Regions from separate parts of the Homo sapiens genome. Here region 1 is linked to region 2. The links are chromatin loops, found by intact Hi-C in ENCODE. Cell type or tissue: mesothelial cell of epicardium. All regions are shown on one strand. Links, peaks and the distances in the headings refer to the core of each region. The heading gives the core; the rest is flanking DNA.

Region 1 (8,690 bases), core at 1-8,000, 62 kb before region 2:
AACCCCCAGTACCTCGAAATGTGACTATATTTGGAGACAGGGCCCTTAAAGAACTAATTAAAGTTAAAATGAGGTCACTAAGGTGGCCCTAATCCAATATGACTGGTGTCCTTATAAGGGGAAGAGATTATGACACAGACACTCACAGAGGGAAGACTGTGTGAACACGCAGGGAGAAGGCAGCGTCTACAAGCCAGAGACAAGCCTCGGAAGAAATCAACCCTGCAGGCCGGGCGCGGTGGCTCACACCTGTAATCCCAGCACTTTGGGAGGCCGAGGCGGGCAGATCACGAGGCCAGGAGATCGAGACCATCATGGCTAACACTGTGAAACCCTGTCTCTACTAAAAATACAAAAAAGCAGCCGGGCATAGTGGCGGGCACCTGTAGTCCCAGCTATTCGGGAGGCTGAGGCAGGAGAATGGCGTGAACCCAGGAGGTGGAGCTTGCAGTGAGCCGAGATTGTGCCACTGCACTCCAGCCTGGGCAACAGAGCGAGACTCGGTCTCAAAAAACAAAAAACAACAACAACAACAACAAAAAAAAAAAATCAACCCTGCCACCTTGATCTTGGACTTCTAACCTCCAGAACTGTGAGAAAATAAATGTCTATTGTTTAAGCCATTCAGTCTGGTACTTGATGTTATGGCAGCCCTAGCAGACTACTACAGACCCAATCTGGAGATGCCACTTTAGAGGAGAGTATAGATGGGTTAGGGGAAATGCCACTGGCTGGAGGGTCAGAGAACATGGGTTCGAGCCCCAGCTCTGCTACTTGCTAACCCTGGGCCTTGGACAGGCATTTGACCATGTGAGTCTGTGTTCTCATCTGAAAGACAGACTTGAAGACATTCATTTCTGCACTGCTCACACCACGGCTTTCGCGAGTGAATGAATGTGGAAACACTACAAACCTGGAAGTGCGAGGCCGCCACAACGCGTATTAAACAGGCAGGTCACCCCGTGCTCAGGGCAACAGACATTTCACACAGTACCATAACACGGAATTTACTTTCAGGATGACCACAGAGAAGGCCAAAGGTTGGAGCAGGAAGAATTTTGAGGGAATTCGCAAGTAGAATCCCTCACTCAACTTTTCTAATAGTGGACATGCTGTCACAGAACACCCTGTAACTTTCCACTAGGAGAACCCAGGCTTCTTGATGCTTGTCAACTGCCATGTGTGCTCACCCCAGGGCCTTTGCACAGGCAGTTCCAACTGCCTGGAATGCTCTTCCCCTGACACACTCATGGCTTACTCCCCCATCTCCTTCTCTTCTTTGCTCAGTTGCCGCCTGCAAAGGGAGGCCCTTCAGGGCCACTTTATTTACAGATGGGAAGTTCCTCCCCATGAAACTCCTGATCTCCTTTCTCTTTTTTATTTTCTCCTTTGCACTTACCAGTATTTAACATACTACACTATTTCTGGTTGGTTTTTTTTTTTTTTGAATTTGTCTTCCTCACTAGAACATAAGCTCCAGGAGGGATTTTTCAATTGCTTCGGACATCCCCAGCACCAAGACATTCTGACACTGAGGAAGTAGAATCAGCATTTATGATCAACATCTTCTGAATGAACAAGACCTGGGCTTTCCAATAGACCCTCTGAGTTCAAGTCAGGCACTGTCTACCCAGTCCCCTGCCTGTCCAAGGATTCTGACTTTCTGGGCCTCATGTTCCAGAGGGCAGGGACAAGTCATCAGATAACTGGACTTCTCCACTAAGCTGAAGGCAACATGGGAGAGTAAGTGGAAGACATGGTGCTGTCAGCTAGGGTCCAAGGAAAGGAAGGGATGATACAGACAGATGTTGTCGGGAGGTGACATGAGCATAGCCACCCCAGTGTCACCATGCAAAACACCGAGGAGGCCGCCCCTCCAGCCACTCACAGGGCTGCCTGAGCCTTAAACTGACTTCATGGGTCTCCTTACTGATCATCATGTCCTTAAGCAGATGCCCGTGACCTCCTTCTAAAGAGAGCTAAGTCCTGAATAAAGGGAAGTGACTGCTTCCTCCTAAGCTTTGATGCGTGACGGGGATGCCAAAAGTCAAATAAGCAGACAGAGCTTATGCAGAAACACAGGATAACAGAGGATTACCAGGAAACCATCTCACTTGGATCCAGTACTCTGCTATGTTTCAAGGCTAAGTGCCATTCCCCTTGGTTTGAAAATTAATCCAGGATTAGTGAGACCTTTCCCCCCAGTCTAGAAGGATGCCTTTCCAACACACAGGCCGGCAGGGACTCAAGACACTGACAAGCTCAGCCATCAGCCACTTACTAACAAGTTGGCCTTAGAAGGCAGGACACACACATACACATACTCATCCTCTACAGGAAAATGAAGACCATGAAAAATATCTACTTTTTGGTAGAGAAAGGTAAACCAGAGACTATCTGGACAGACACAGTCATGCTCCAAAACCCAGAACATGGAGAAATCACTGTTTGGGGGCAGCCTAAGTGCCCCAGGTCCTCGGAGAGCAATGGCGAGCAGCCTTTAAAAAGCCAAGTCCAGGCCGGGCGCAGTGGCTCACGCCTGTAATCCCAGCACTTTAGGAGGCTGAGGTGGGCAGATCACTTGAGGTCAAGAGTTCGAGAGCAGCCTGGCCACCATGGCAAAACCCCTTCTCTACTAAAAATACAAAAATGAGCCGGGCTTGGTGGCACATGTCTGTAATCCCAGCTACTTGGGAAGCTGAGGCAGGAGCATCGCCTGAACCAGGGAGGCAGAGGTTGCAGTGAGCCGAGATTGCACCACTGCACTCTAGCCTGGGTGACAGAGCAAGACTCTGTCTCAAAAAAGAAGAAGAAAAGAAAAGAAAAAAAAGGCCAAGTCCCCTTCCTCAGTGACTCCACCCATGAGGAATCACTCACTAAACTCTAAACCTGGACAAATAAAAGAGCCCTGAGGCTCATCCACCTCAAAGCAGAGAATCATGGTTAAATAAGAACCCCATAGAGCATGGAAGTTTTCAGAGTCCAGGCATGGAGTGAATAAAATATTCAGGGACTCGGGTACTGGAAGGTAGCAGAGGTAGGGTTTTATCTTCCATTTTGATGAAAAGCGTAATTCTCACCCTGTCGTGGAACGAACACAACTATTGTATCTTAACATTTTCAGAACTGGCCCGATATACTTTTGAAAGTTCTGTGTTCCCTGTTGTAAAAAAAAAATGCTTCTTCTTCCCTGGCAGGATGGGGACAGCTGACATCCTTCCCCATTCCCCTGCCCCCATCCTGTTCCCATTCCTCCTTCCTGCCTGAGACTGTGCTTCTGAGTTAAGGTAGTCTGCTTTGGAAACCATCCCCCAAACACCAGAGCTGCCACTGGCCCCAATGCTGAGCAGAACTGACCCCAGCCCTCTCCATAAAGGCAGTCAGTGGCTTCTTCTATTTTTACAAGCTCCCCAGAGCCCTGGGACCCACTCCAGAACACCCTTGCTGGCAGAAAACAAAACCCCTTGCTCTGATCTCACTCTCTGCTGTTATAAAGCATTGCCATTTCCTTGCTAGTTAGCCTTGAGACATTTCCAGACCATAAACCCCATGGGAAAAGCTCCCAAAGCAAATGTAAACCAAGAACTCCCTCAAGCAATCCTAGGCCCTATTTCTCCTGGTCTAGCAGAAGGAGCTGCCACCCCAACCCTCCCAGCAGCCTGGCAGGCAACTCCCAGGCAGCTCCCCATACAGCACAGGCCTCTCTGGCCTCCCCATTCAAGTGCTCCCAAGAGCAGCGGGCATGGGGAGAGGCCAGCATAAACCTTCCCAGGAACTTCAAAATTTCCAAATGATATTTACATCTCTGATGACATCAGTTTATCCATCTGAGGATAAAATTATCTGTCAATGCCAGCATGCAATCCCATCCGCTCCACTCTGCTAATTATAGCCTTCCACTAGGCAGCCGGCCACTCAGCTCTAGAACAGGAAGCAAATGGCCCATCTGTCAAGCAGGATGGCCTCAGCTAAACAGGGCTGGGGGTGGGGGGCACACGGCCATGCCCATTTGGGGCCAAAGAGGGAAAGTGCGTGCTGCTGGCAGCCCACAGCCAAGCCCAAAAGCCCAGGCTTTGTGAACCACGTGGCATCTTCAACAGGCTGCAGAGGAGCCCTGTGGCCCAGCATGAACCAGACCTGAAGGTCCTCTGCATCCTGGAACCCTGCTTCCTCCTGTGCAGGGAGAGGCCCAGTTCCAGGCAGCTGCTGGGAAGCAGGAGACTCTGTGAGGCATTCCAGCACCTGTGCCTCCTGAAGGAAGCATCTGGTCACCCGTGCCGGCTGGCTCACCACAGCTGGGGCAAATCTGCACTTAACGAGGACCTGCAAGGCCCATTTTCACCCCCAAAAGGCAAATACTAGGCTCTGTTGTGTTCCAGGCCCTGTATTACGTTCTATAGGCTCACAAGGGGCCAGAAGACTATTGAGAAGGGAGAGTAAGAGAGGCTGGAACTGATGGTCCAATGGATGGAATTTAGGGAGCTCTCAAACTGGAGATGGAGAAAAATCCACATCTTTACTTTTGTTTACCTCTAACTGAAATATCCCTTCCATGTGGGATGTGGGCAACAAACTGAAGTAGTATTAACGGCACCTGCAATTTTGTCACCAGTAGAAATCACTTTACAATTATTCTGAATATCTTAAAATGTCATTTACATTCCTCATTACTTCAAAATTATGATAGTATTAGGCTCACTGCTAGATCTTGTGATTGAATGCGCTGATAAAGTTGCACATTATTACATCAAAAATTTGGTTGTATAAAATGTTAATAATTGTATCCTACTATAACTGGTTTCTTTTGTATCCGTGTGTATTTCGTTTTATGCATTTAAATATCTTGTTCTGAAAAAGGATCGATCCACGGGCTTCCCCAGAGAACCAAAGGGTCCCTGGCACAAAAAAAGAACCCCTGGTCTACAGGAAGCAAATATCATTCCTGCCATGGAGAGGTGAAGAGGGCTCTAGGAATTTGAACAAAAGTGACAGGGAAGAGGGAGAGCGCAGAACATCAGGATGAGCCCCCTGCCAGAGCCCGCATTTCCTGGAAGGCCCTGAGAACCACTTCATTCCACAACCGTCTCATGGAGTATTTGAGGTCCAGGGCTCCGTGTTGGACCAAAACAAAGCGCTTTTCAGACTTTCTAGCTTGAAAGGGGGTGGGGAAGAGCTAAACTCCAAGGCTTGAGAGAGGTTTTGAATAAAGTGGGACTAGCAGGACCCCCTCCTCCTGCCCAGAGAAACCCTGCACCTCCCTTCCCAAGGCCCTCTGTCCCGAGGCCCATCCTGCCTGGCCCCAGACCAAGCCCACCCTGCAGACAGCCACCTGCTCTGCACACTGCCACCTGCTCTGCACACTGCCACCTGCTCTGCACACTGCTGCCCCAGCTTCTCCTGTCCCAGAGCAGGGTGCTGGCGGGAGCAGCAGAGGCAACATAGAAGGCAGGAGTTCTGGGCCTCCATGGGTGAGCTCAGTACCCTTGGCCATGTCACTTCCCGCTTGTGGGCCTCATTTTTCACCTGTAAAACAGTAAAGCCTGTTGGCTCTTATAGTGATTATGCTTTGCCACTATCCTGTCAGGGGTCATACCTGCATCATCTCATCTCCCTTAATCAACATACCCCCTCAAACATCCAAGGAACAACTAATCTCGTTTTACAGACTAGGCTCAAAGAGACTAAGCAGCACAGAACCCATGAGACAGTCAGGATTCACAACCAAAACTCGTCTGCCTGGCCAGCCACTAAGGCTACCAGATGGGCCTTTTATGAAGAACTGGGGGGAAAGGGGTGTGAAACACCTTTGCAAAATACAAAGCCGACAATAGCGGAGCAGCAGTGCTGAGAACTTCCTAGATGATGCCAACACCTAGTGTGGTATCCACGAGCCACGTGTGGCTAGCAAGCTCTTGAAACGGGGCCCTGGTGCCTGAGGAACTGAACCTTCCATGTTATTTTGCTTTAAGTTAAATTCGACCACAGGTAGCTGGTGGCCACATTTTGGACAGCACAAGTCTAGAGCATCTCTCGCTGGTGCTGCCCCTCACCACTCCTACAAGGTTCCTTTCTGAAGGTAGAGCCCATCCTTATGAAAAAGGTGGCCGGGTGCAGTGGCTCATGTCTGTAATCCCAGCATTTTGGGAGGCCAAGGGAGTTCGAGACCAGCCTGCCCAATATGGTGAAACCCCAACTCTACTAAATATACAAAAATTAGCTGGGTGTGGTGGCGTGCACCTGTAGTCCCAGCTACTCGGGAGGCTGAGGCAGGAGAATCACTTGAACCCGGGAGGCGGAGGTTGCAGTGAGCCAAGATTGTGCCACTGTACTCCAGCCTGGCGACAGAGTGAGACTCTGTCTCAAAGAAAAAGAAAAAGGCACATGCTTCAACCCTCCTGCCACAAGCTAGGGAAGGCTCAGCAAGTATTCACCAACTTACTCGGGAGAAAACAGTCTTCTCTCCCACATCCCCAGGGCAGCTGGGTTCCTGCTGTCCCACTCCCCTTTCCTGTAAGGAAAGCAAAACAGACCAAGGATAGGAGGTCCTGGCAGTGCCCCCAATCCAAACCGCTAAAGGGCCCATTCTGTCTCCCCTAGGGAGCACCGGCCCCACCTCCAGGACCACCAGGCGGTACTCTAAGTTCTGGGGACACTGAACCTCCATCCCACTGACCTGGCCCTACTTATGCTTGAGGAACGGGGCTCCCCCACAACCCCAAATCAAAGCCAGCTCTTGAGAAAGCAGCAGAGGCTGCCTCCTGCCGCCAGCAAAGGCGCATTCACTTGTCTTTGTCACTAGTACTTTGCTGTCGACCCTGCCTTGACTCTGGACAGGACTTCTTCCTTTATAAAAACTGGACATCAAGTACAGAGAACCTGGTGAATTGTAATCCTCAGTCCCTGACATTCTCTGACACAGCCTGCTTTTGTTACTTTTTTTTTTTTTTTGAGACCCTTTGAGACAGGGTCTCACTCTGTCATCCAGGCTGAAGTGCAGTGGCGTGATCATAGCTCACTGCAGCCTCGATCTCCTGAGCTCAAGCGATCCTCCCATCTCAGCCTCCCAAAGTGCTGGGATTACAGGTGTGAACCGCCATGCCCAACTTTGTTTGTTACTTTTGGTAACGTCAGAGCACATTGATCAAACCAGTCCTTCTGTCCCCACTGATCTGCTATGACCCCACTGTCATACTCTAAGGTTCTACATATGCCTGGGGCTGTTTTTGCCTATCTCTTCCATTGGTCATTCTGTCTGTCCCTAAACAAACCTCCTTATTGTAATGACTTCAGTTTTACAACACATCTTGCCATCTGGTAGGCCAAGTCTCTTCTTCCTGTCTTCTTCAGAAGTGTCCTAGATATTCTTAGATCTCGAATCTTCCATACACATTTTAGAATCATCTTCTCAAGTCTCGGGAGGAAATCAACTGAACTGGACGTTGATTGGAACCAGAATGAATCTATAGATCCGTTTGGGGAGAAATGACATTTCTACTCTAGCAGGTCTTCCTGCTCCTAAGTGAAGAAATAATAAATAAATATTTATTATTTGTAAATTATCCCTTTATTAATGTTATTAAATAAATAATCCCTTCTTAATTTATGGTTTCTTTAAAGAATTATGGCTTCTTTAACAACAGTTCTCATTGCCTCCCTCAAGTTTTCCATGGTGTCTGAGCTGGAGAAAGACATCTAACGTCTTGGGTTCATCAGTTCAAAGGTGACAAACATAGCCTTTGGAAAACAAACCTCTCTAGGAAGCAAAGTGGGCACACCAGTCTGTTTTGCTACCCCTCCTGTTGGCAATAGTTGCAGATACTTGATTTAAGACTCCCACAGGCACACAGCACATTCCAGGCTGTGAAGGAGCTAGGCTGGGAGTTTTGCAAACCCCAGTTATTCAATCCAGCCAGGGCAGAGAGTGGAATTTCTAATCCAGAACAACCACAAATGAAGCACAGGGTGGGAGTGGGGATGGCATGCCCTGGGCTGTTTTGGGGAAGAGTTTGGGGACAGGCAGGTAGAAGCGGTAGAACAAATAACTGACCAAGGCATTCTGAGACAAGATGCAGAGCAATTACTTCCTCCTGGGGAAACCAGAGAAGGACTCTGAAGGATGCACAGAGTTTGACTTCATGCAACTGGACCCTCCCTGAGCACAGGGACTGGCCTAATATATCTGCTGGGAGAATAAATCTGAGAAATGGTTTATGGCTTCAGACGCCTGTAAGCCCAAAGAAGGAACTCTGCGATGATCCCAGTCTGGAACAGAGCCTTCCAAGGCTTAAGGATAAGAATGACTCATGGTTAATCGGAGAACCACAGAAACAGCCATGGGAAGGAGAGTCAAGAGCAACTTCATCTCCACCCAACACCCTCCTCCCCCTGGTTTTCTTTCTCCCTCACTCTCCAGACCTCTCTGTCTCTCTCTCCCCACCTTCCATGTGTCTGAACCAAGAGAGCCACGGGCCTGCCTCCCAAGGCTGTGTCCCCAGCGTACATGGGTAATGGTGTCTGGTGATTTTCTTCCCAGATCTCAGCCCTGGGTGGACCTCCGGCCAGGCCCCCCCAGACCCCGCTGACTCAGTAGCCAGAGGTCAGTCAGAGCAGAAGACAGTGCTCCCGGATGCACCCTGGATGTCTGGCCCTGGCAGTGAGACAGGAAGTCCCCAGCTCAGGCCACTGCCAGC
Region 2 (8,692 bases), core at 693-8,692:
TGTTGAGAAATGAGCACGTTTTGTGTTAAGAGCTCTGTGTACACCAGGACCACAGCAGATGTAAACACTCCAGCCTCTCTTCTCCAGCTAGATAAACTTCAGGCTTTCAGGGCAAGGCGCTGCCCCCAGCACACTCTCAGTGTTTAAAGAAGATGTCAGCTGCAGCCCGTGTTTTGGCAGAGGCCGACTCTCCCTCTCCCAGCTGAAGTCCCAAATTCTGGGCCACTGATGCCCAGGCCAAGGGGCAGGGGGCACAGAGCGCACCTTCTAAAGGGGCCGGCCTGGGGCCCTCTGGTTTACAGACTAAGAGGGGACTATCTATGAGAAATAAATCCAGGAGTGCTATAGACTCTGATGTCCTGCTACAAAATCCCTGCAGGACGTATGGAGAAATATTCTCTTACTTTAAGCTTTAGGGCCTGTAAAAATAAAAATGCTACCCATTCACCCCTAACAAGGTGATAATTTAGACTTTACTCATCATTTGTTATTCATTTATTCATTTGATGTTTATTGAGCATCTACCATGTACCAGTGTGCCAGGCATTATACGGCCCTGCCCACTTGAAATCCCACCATTAACTTAGAACTTTCATATCTGTATCACAAAGACATAGATATAAATAAATAAATAATGTACACATAAGATTCCCCATCCCTCACTGGAGTATTATTTTACATTTTATTCATCATTTTTATTCAACCAACCTTTATAGGACACTGACAACGTTCTGGCCACTCCTAGACACTGGAAACAAACAAGACGCGATCCAAGACCTGAGAAGCCTTGCCTGCCATCAGTGTGACAAGGAGGTGATCAAGGAAGTGGTTTCGATGGGCCTCCGGGACGTGGAGGCCGACAGAACAGTAAAGGCAAGACAAGGGGACGTGAGCCCCACCTCACTGGTGATGAAACCAGGCCTCGCCCTGCCCCTCTTGGGAGCTCCTGCACCTCTTTTTTTTTTTTTGAGATGGAATCTCAATCTGTCACCCAGGCTGGAGTGCAGTGGCTGCATCTCAGCTCCCTGCAACCTCCGCCTCCCGCATTCAAGTGATTCTCCTGCCTCAGCCTCCCGAGTAGCTGGGATTACAGGCACTTGCCACTGTACCTGGCTAATTTTTGTATTTTTAGTAGAGACAGGGTTTCACCATGTTGGCCAGGCTGGTCTCGAACTCCTGACTTCAGGTGATCCACCCACCTCAGCCTCCCAAAGTGCTGGGATTACAGGTGTGAGCCACCATACCCAGCCTCACTCCTCTTCTCTAATTGAGGAAATAGATAGGGGCTCCTGGGTCTTTGAATTTCATGGGCCAATATAATATTAAAAACCTATTGAGGGGGCCGGGCATGGTGGCTTACGCCTGTAATCCCACCACTTTGGGAGACTGAAGCAGGCAGATCACCTGAAGTCAGGAGTTCAAGACCAGCCTGGCCAACATGGTGAAACCTCGTCTCTACTGAAAATATAAAAATTAGCTGGGCATGGGGGTGGGCGCCTGTAATCCCAGCTACTCGGGAGGCTGAGGCAGGAGAATCGCTTGAACCTGGGAGGTGGAGGGTACAGTGAGCCAAGATTGTGCCACTGCACTCCAGCCTGGGCAACACAGTGAGACTCTGTCTCAAAAACAAACAAACAAAACAAAAACAACAACAACAACAACAAAAACCCTATTGAGGGAACCATACCGGTCACTGACTTTTTATTCCACCAAGTAAGGAATTTTAAAGAAAAAGCAAAACCAGGTCAACAACTACCATCCGCCATCCCCATTATTTCATGAAAGAACTCAAACAGCAGGAAGGGCATGGTCTCGGAATGAAGGACAGTCCATGGAACCAGATTCATCTAGCAGAATGAAAAGTGTTCTTCTTCTTGTCCTCATTTGGCCCCACCAGGAGCTCCCGCAAATACAGATGTGATCCTTCCTCCTGTCTCTGGGATGATCACTGGAGCAGCGGCTCAGGGTCAGACCCACCACCGGGCACAGGACTGGAGCCTTTCAGCAGAGGGGCTGACCCTTTGCCAACCCCACGTCCTCCTCTCACTTCGGCCACCTCCTGGCACCCCCAGCATTGCCCTGGTGACAGGGTGACCCTCAGCGCTAGTGTCCCGCGATGCTGTCTGTGACCTCTGAAGCTAGGGCCCAGAGCAGCCTCCCAAACAGAGATAGGCCACTCTCAAGAGCATCCCCCAGGCGCTGATAGCAACGCCTCATCCACAGTGCTTTCTGGAGCCGCCTTTCCTCTCCCACCCACTTCTCTCACACACCACAGCTCTCCCACCTTTTCTTCCTCAAACTCCCTGGAAGATCATTCCTCTCCCAACTCTGGTCTTTAAGCCTCTAGCCCAGAGGTCACAATTACACCAACCAGCAAGGCACAGTTGCCAGCGCACGCCCGTCTGAAGGAGTGGCTGCTGTCTAGCTGTGTGGACGTTGCCCTGCGCTTCCCAGGCCCCCTTCAAGCTGCCGGGCAGGCATATAGTACCAGCACCATGTTTAGCGTCCCCGACTGCAGGCCTCGCCTCAACTGCCTTGACAACAATCACATGATTTCTTGGGGTGGCCCACGTCCAGTGACCAATGTGGAAATATAAAGGCCTGGTTAACTTTGCCCCACACGGGGCAACTCTGAAGCTATCCCAGTTCCAATTACCCATGGGGTTACCAAGGCTATTGTAGGCCTGGACCACAGCACGATGCCGTGCTTCAGCCACACTTGCTTCCTGCCTTGTCTGCTGCCCCAAGTGTTGACCCCAGTGGTAGCTCCCTGAGAAACAGCTGGTGTGTTTCTTACACAGCAGGGTCTGCTTCCTGGATGCACGCAACTGGCACCATCAGCTCAGGTGTGCGATTACAGGTGTGAGCCACCGTGCCCGGCATTTTTTTTTCTCCTTTAAAAGGACTGGCCTTCCAGGCGCAGTGGCTCATGCCTGTAATCCCAGCACTTTGGGAGGCTGAGGCAGGTGGATCACCTGAGGTCAGGAGTTCAAGACCACCCTGACCAACATGGTGAAACCCTGTCTACTAAAAAAATACAAAAATTAGCCAGGTGTGGTGGCATACACCTGTAATCCCAGCTACTTAGGAGGCTGAGGCAGGAGAATCGCTTGAACCCAGGAGGCGGAGGTTGCAGTGAGCCAAGATCGTGCCATTGCACTCCAGCCTGGGCGACACTGTGAGACTCCATCTAAAATAATAAAATAAAATAAGGACTGGCCTTCGGGATCGCTGTCTAGCTATGGACTCAGAAGGCCAGTGCCAAGCAGCAAAGCTGATCAGGAACCCCTTCATCCTGGGTGGCCCGCATCTTCCCCTTTCACGAGGCTTCAAACCATAGCACATAGTTGGAAGGCTGCAAGAGCAGATAATTTAAGGGGAAAATAAAAACTCAGATGTACAAGCTCCAAAACATAATCCCCTTTACATAAACAGTGGAGGTGGCGGGATGTTGTGGGGAGGAAGGAACTTGAACTCTGCTGGGCTTCTGTGACTGGTGACAGGCGCTCAGGCATCCCAGCCCTGCACTGGGTTTGCACCTGAAGCTCAACAAATTCCCACTGCCTGGGAGCAGGAGGACAGCAAAAAGAGCAGGCTGTCTTGGGCTTCCATTCTTATTTCTACACATTCTGCTCTTTAGGACCCTGGCCAGATGGGCATGAGACAGAAGCAAACCCTAAAGTACTGCTACTGTTGCCGCCACCAACAGAGATCAAAGGCAGAGACCCTTCTGCTAGGGTCCAAAGTCCAAACAGGCCACTCCAGAGAGGAAACAGGCACACAGGCACACACCCACGGGAGGAGTAGGGGCCCAGGAAGCACTCCCTCCCCAAGGGCAAGGATGGGGTTCCCATTCGACCCAGCACATGCTCCTCACATCTGCACAGCAGGGAGACCAAACAATAGATACAATTTCAGTGTTGATTGTCGATGAACTTACCCAGAAGTTCATAATCAGAAAAATCCATAAAGAAGCTCTTTCAATTTCAGCATGTTTAAGTTTCATGACTTATGGTTTAGTGTTGTTTTTATATTGGATTCCATGGGTGGCATAATCTTTTCAGCACTAGAGACCTTTAAAGGTCTTTCTCAGCTCACCCCGGGAGACAAGGGCTGGGTGTCAGGAAAGTGACACACAGGGAGAAGCAGAAAATGGACTGGGAGTGTGGGGGCCGAGGCCCAGCCACGAGAAACCCAGGCGGTGCAAGGCAGAGCCCTGGGAGCACAGAGGCTGCTGTGCCGTGGGTTGCTGGTGAATGAGAAGCCTCCTCTGCTTTAATGAAGAACATGCCCCCCCGACTCCCGCTAATCCTGCCCTGCCTTCATGGTCCACACACCACAGGTGTGCACAGGTTCATGCGTGTGTGTGAGCTTAACACGTCAGCCGCACATACAGTTGCTCAGAAACATCTTCACTGCTTCACACACGTGCACACAGTCAATGACCAGGAGCAGGGATCTTGGGGCAAACCTAGAGCAGCTTCTCAGGAGTTAAAACTCCAGCTTTGCTGTGGTTCCCGGAAGAGCCCTGACTTTGTCCTAAGACAGTGGTTCTCAAAGTGAAGTGCTGGCTCCAGCAGCATCAGTATCACCTGGGAACTCGCTGGAAACGCTCCGGGTTCTGGCTTCTCCTCCTAGAGCGCCCAGAGCTGTGGGGTCCTCCCTTCGGGCCAGAAACTCCAATCATAGTTTTTATGTACCAACCCCTGTGCTAAGTAGACTTTGTGCACATTATCTCCATTTAAAATTCACAAATGTACTGTAAGATGCACACCATTTTTCTATATTTTTCAGATGGGGTAGACAGAGCTCAGAAAGGTTAAGAGACTTGCCTGGAGTCACCAAACCAGGCTCGAACTCCTTCTGTATTCAGAATCACTCTTCAGACGTAGCTCCTGTCCTGGGCTGAAAGTCAACATCCGCCGAGAGCTGGGCCCTCTGTACCAGCCCCATCTCCCCCAAGTCTCTCCCTGCCTCTGCAGCCAGTCCTAAATCTTTCAAGAGACAAGGCCAAGCAGGGGGTGGGACCAGGGGCGGGAGCCAAAGCCCCCCCTCGTGAGCAGGCAGCACCTCTGCCAAGGCCCCCACTGGCCCTGCCCCAGAGAACGGCAGGGAAGCTGCAGCGAGGGCTGGCAGCTGGCAGAGCCCTGAGCACCCAGCACCCAGCCCGGCTTGCAGCCCAAAGCCTGGAGAGAGGCTGCTGCGCCATTGACCTGTGGACTCCAGAGACTCCCGCTGTGCATTCCTCTGATCTGGAAGGTTTCCTGAATTACGTGACGAGAAACCTGGGTTCGAGTCCTAACTTGTCACCAACTTCCTGAGTGACCTGGGCTGGTCCCGTCCCCTCTTGGAATCTCTGTCTTCCATCTCTTCAGCGAAGGGGTTGATTTATAAGGGTGTTTTCTGCTCTGACACTGTGATTTGAATTCTGTGTTTCCACATGATATTCGAGAAGTCTGGCCGGAAGGATGGAATCTGAAATGACAATGGTTCTGGACTGGGCTTTGTGCTCAGCCCAGCTCATCTTTGCCTGAGACCTAGGAGTGGCCCCAGGCTCTCCTGATGTGCCACCACGCTTGGCATCTGCTCCTCTCCCTGCCCCCATATTCCCATGCTCTGAAGGGGAGTTCTCTTTCATAGCAAATCCGAGAGGAGCCGAGGAGCCAGGTCCTTTGTTCCAGACCCAGAAGCAGCCATGGGGACCTGTGACATTGTGACTGAAGCCAATATCTCATCTGGCCCTGAGAGCAACACCACGGGCATCACAGCCTTCTCCATGCCCAGCTGGCAACTGGCACTGTGGGCCACAGCCTACCTGGCCCTGGTGCTGGTGGCCGTGACGGGTAATGCCATCGTCATCTGGATCATCCTGGCCCATCGGAGGATGCGCACAGTCACCAACTACTTCATCGTCAATCTGGCGCTGGCTGACCTCTGCATGGCTGCCTTCAATGCCGCCTTCAACTTTGTCTATGCCAGCCACAACATCTGGTACTTTGGCCGTGCCTTCTGCTACTTCCAGAACCTCTTCCCCATCACAGCCATGTTTGTCAGCATCTACTCCATGACCGCCATTGCTGCCGACAGGCAAGAGGGTCCTTGGGGAAGCTGGGGGGAGCCTCCCCACTGAGCCGGGGCTCAGATAAGGGTGGTGACATGCCTGTGATTACACAGCAAGTTTGGGTAGAACCATGGGAATGGCTTCCCAAATCTGGTCATGGTCCAAAACTATGAATCTGGAAGGCAGGGGGACTGTGGAGCTGAAGAAGGTAGACTGAGGGTTAGACACAGAGAAGGACTTTGCACTAGATGCACTAGACAGGTTGTTCAAGTCTGTAGGGGAAGTGGGCAATGTTTTAGCGACCTTCTGAAGTGTTCTTTCCTGGAGTTGATCTTTGTTTTGTTGTCTTTATTTCACTCCAAAGATATGTCTTATACAGTTTTTTTTTTATTATTCCGGATAGATTACACGAGGGGAAAATGTTAAGTTTGCTTGCAGTTACAATCTAATAGGGCCAATTATTTTCCCAACGCTGCTCAGGGCTGAGCTTCAGGCTAATGTTGGATGCTTGATCTTGCCCTGAGATGGGCTTCCAGTGTGGCTTTCTTGTGGCCGTCCACGGGCATGTCCATGCCCAGAGGGAAATGGTGGGCCGAGGTGCCTGGGCCGGGGTTCCAAGGCATCAGTGTGCTGTGTGGCTGTGGGAGAGTCACCCAGCGGGCTCTCTGCAGGTCGGCTGATACTATGATATCAGCAGATGGCAGCAGTGCGGGGAATGGCTAGAAGGCGTGGGCCTGGGTTGGGAGAGAGGGAGACAGGGGAAAGGGAGCTGGGCTAACAGGAGGGCCCCTGCCGCTCAAGCTGCCCTCTGCTCACAGGTACATGGCCATCGTCCACCCCTTCCAGCCTCGGCTTTCAGCTCCCAGCACCAAGGCGGTTATTGCTGGCATCTGGCTGGTGGCTCTCGCCCTGGCCTCCCCTCAGTGCTTCTACTCCACCGTCACCATGGACCAGGGTGCCACCAAGTGCGTGGTGGCCTGGCCCGAAGACAGCGGGGGCAAGACGCTCCTCCTGTAAGGCCTCTGGGGGATTGTGGAGGGCAACAGTGTGTGTGTGTGAGTCTGTGTGTGTGTGTGTACACACGCGTGCATGCATCCATGTCCATGCATGTGTGGTGTGCATGCATGGGTGTACACATGAGTGAGTGTACACGGGATTGTGTGAATATACCTATATGCTTAGTAAGCAACACACACGATGTAGCCGATCTGTTTTTCACACTTTACATATATTGACCCATTTAATTCTCCTAACTATGTGGGATATATATTATATTATTATTCTTACCATTTTTTAGATGAAGAAACTGAGGCACTGAAAAACTAAGTAACATGCCCAAAACCACACAGCTAGTAATTCAAATCCAGCTAGTCATTTGAATCCAGCTATGGATTCAAATCTAAGCAATCCTGCCCAGGGCCCAATCTCCTCACCACTCTGCTACTCAAATATGCACCCTTGCATCCTTAGATAAGGATATGCATGCATGCACACGTGTATGTGACTGTACATGTCACGTGAACATGCGGCACCCATTTCTGCCTGTGTGTACACGTGCAAGTGTGTGGGCATATTTGTAGATGTGTTTGCACACAGGCACGTGTTAGGGACATGTGTAGGCGTGTGTCTGGGGGAGACTCTCTATATGCTCAGGCCACAAAGCGGCAGGAGACTGAGGCAGAACGAGTCCATGATGGAGCCTGGGACATTTTCAGGCTGCTGAGGTGGGCATCACAGGCTGGAGGCAGGGAGGGCAGGGTTAGAGGAATTCAGGCATGGCCCAGCTGCTGTGTGACCCTGGGTGAGTCCTTTCTCCATTCCGGCCTCAGTTTCTGAGGATCTCACGATGTGTCTTTGTGGTCCCCAGGCACTGAGCCATTGCTTGGTAGAGGCTAAAGAACCGACTGGGGTTCTGGGCTCAGTCAGGCCCAAGTCGTGGCCTGGTCCCACGTGGCCGGAGGATGCCTCACACTCACGTAACCTCTGAACCTCTGGCTTTCTCTCTCTAAAATGAGGATTCATAATAGTACCTCGCTCTGTGAGCATAAATGAGATAGTGTACCTGAAGCCCTTAGCACCATGCCTGGCACAGAACTGGTACCCAGTATGTGGCAGCTTAAATAGGGGACACATGAAAACACACCTGGGGGTGGCAGATCCTTCCCACAAAGTCCCAGCTGCCCCAAGCATGAGGGTGTGCATGGTCTGAGGTGAGGGCTGCCAGGTAGCCATGGCAACACACCTCTCCTCCAACATCCTCCCTGCCTGGTCTCCATCTGTCCTGAGCACCTGCCAGGAGAAGGCTGCTCTTGTGGGCTTCAGGGATAGGGAAGGTGCCATTCTTCTGAGAAGCCGTTCCTGGGGACTGGCGAGTCTCGAGGGCAGGCCCTGCCCAGGGTCTCTGCCCCCTCCCTGCACCCCACCCTCTCACGGAGGGCGATATCCATATATGGGGAATGCCCGGCTTTCTGGCTCAGCAAAGGGTGGAGAGCAGAACATATTGAGACCGGCCACTTGGGGTCGGTATTTCTCCATCTTCATACAGGACCACTGTGCGTGCCAGCTCTCTGAGAACAGCGAGTTCCATCCCAGATTCAGGCGACTGGGAAAAACAGGCGGGCAGGGGTGGGC

What was found. Hi-C counts contacts between places; a loop is a spot of excess contacts. Peaks named below come from ENCODE experiments on the same cell type or tissue, not always from the same donor. Only the 100,000 strongest peaks of a DNase experiment are listed, where the experiment ranks them.
Region 1: it touches region 2 in a loop (16-fold over the local background); 5 of 110 quality-filtered maps call a loop at or near these places.

What each region holds. Positions count from the first base shown.
Region 1 is chr10:69,474,825-69,483,514 of GRCh38, reverse strand. The region is part of intron 1 of TSPAN15 (tetraspanin 15); the gene reads right to left. Among named protein-coding and RNA genes, the nearest start is that of TSPAN15, 28 kb to the right of the region's middle. RefSeq lists an enhancer at 8,168-8,462. In mesothelial cell of epicardium, for the core only: no CTCF peak of the experiment used is centred there; no DNase peak of the experiment used is centred there.
Region 2 is chr10:69,413,327-69,422,018 of GRCh38, reverse strand. It overlaps TACR2 (tachykinin receptor 2), which reads left to right and starts at 5,101. Exons shown (of 5, transcript NM_001057.3): 1 at 5,101-6,087; 2 at 6,880-7,074. The coding sequence starts at 5,696. RefSeq lists enhancers at 3,552-3,846, 4,597-5,331. In mesothelial cell of epicardium, for the core only: a CTCF peak has its summit at 8,617 (motif pointing right); a DNase peak (open chromatin) is centred at 8,598.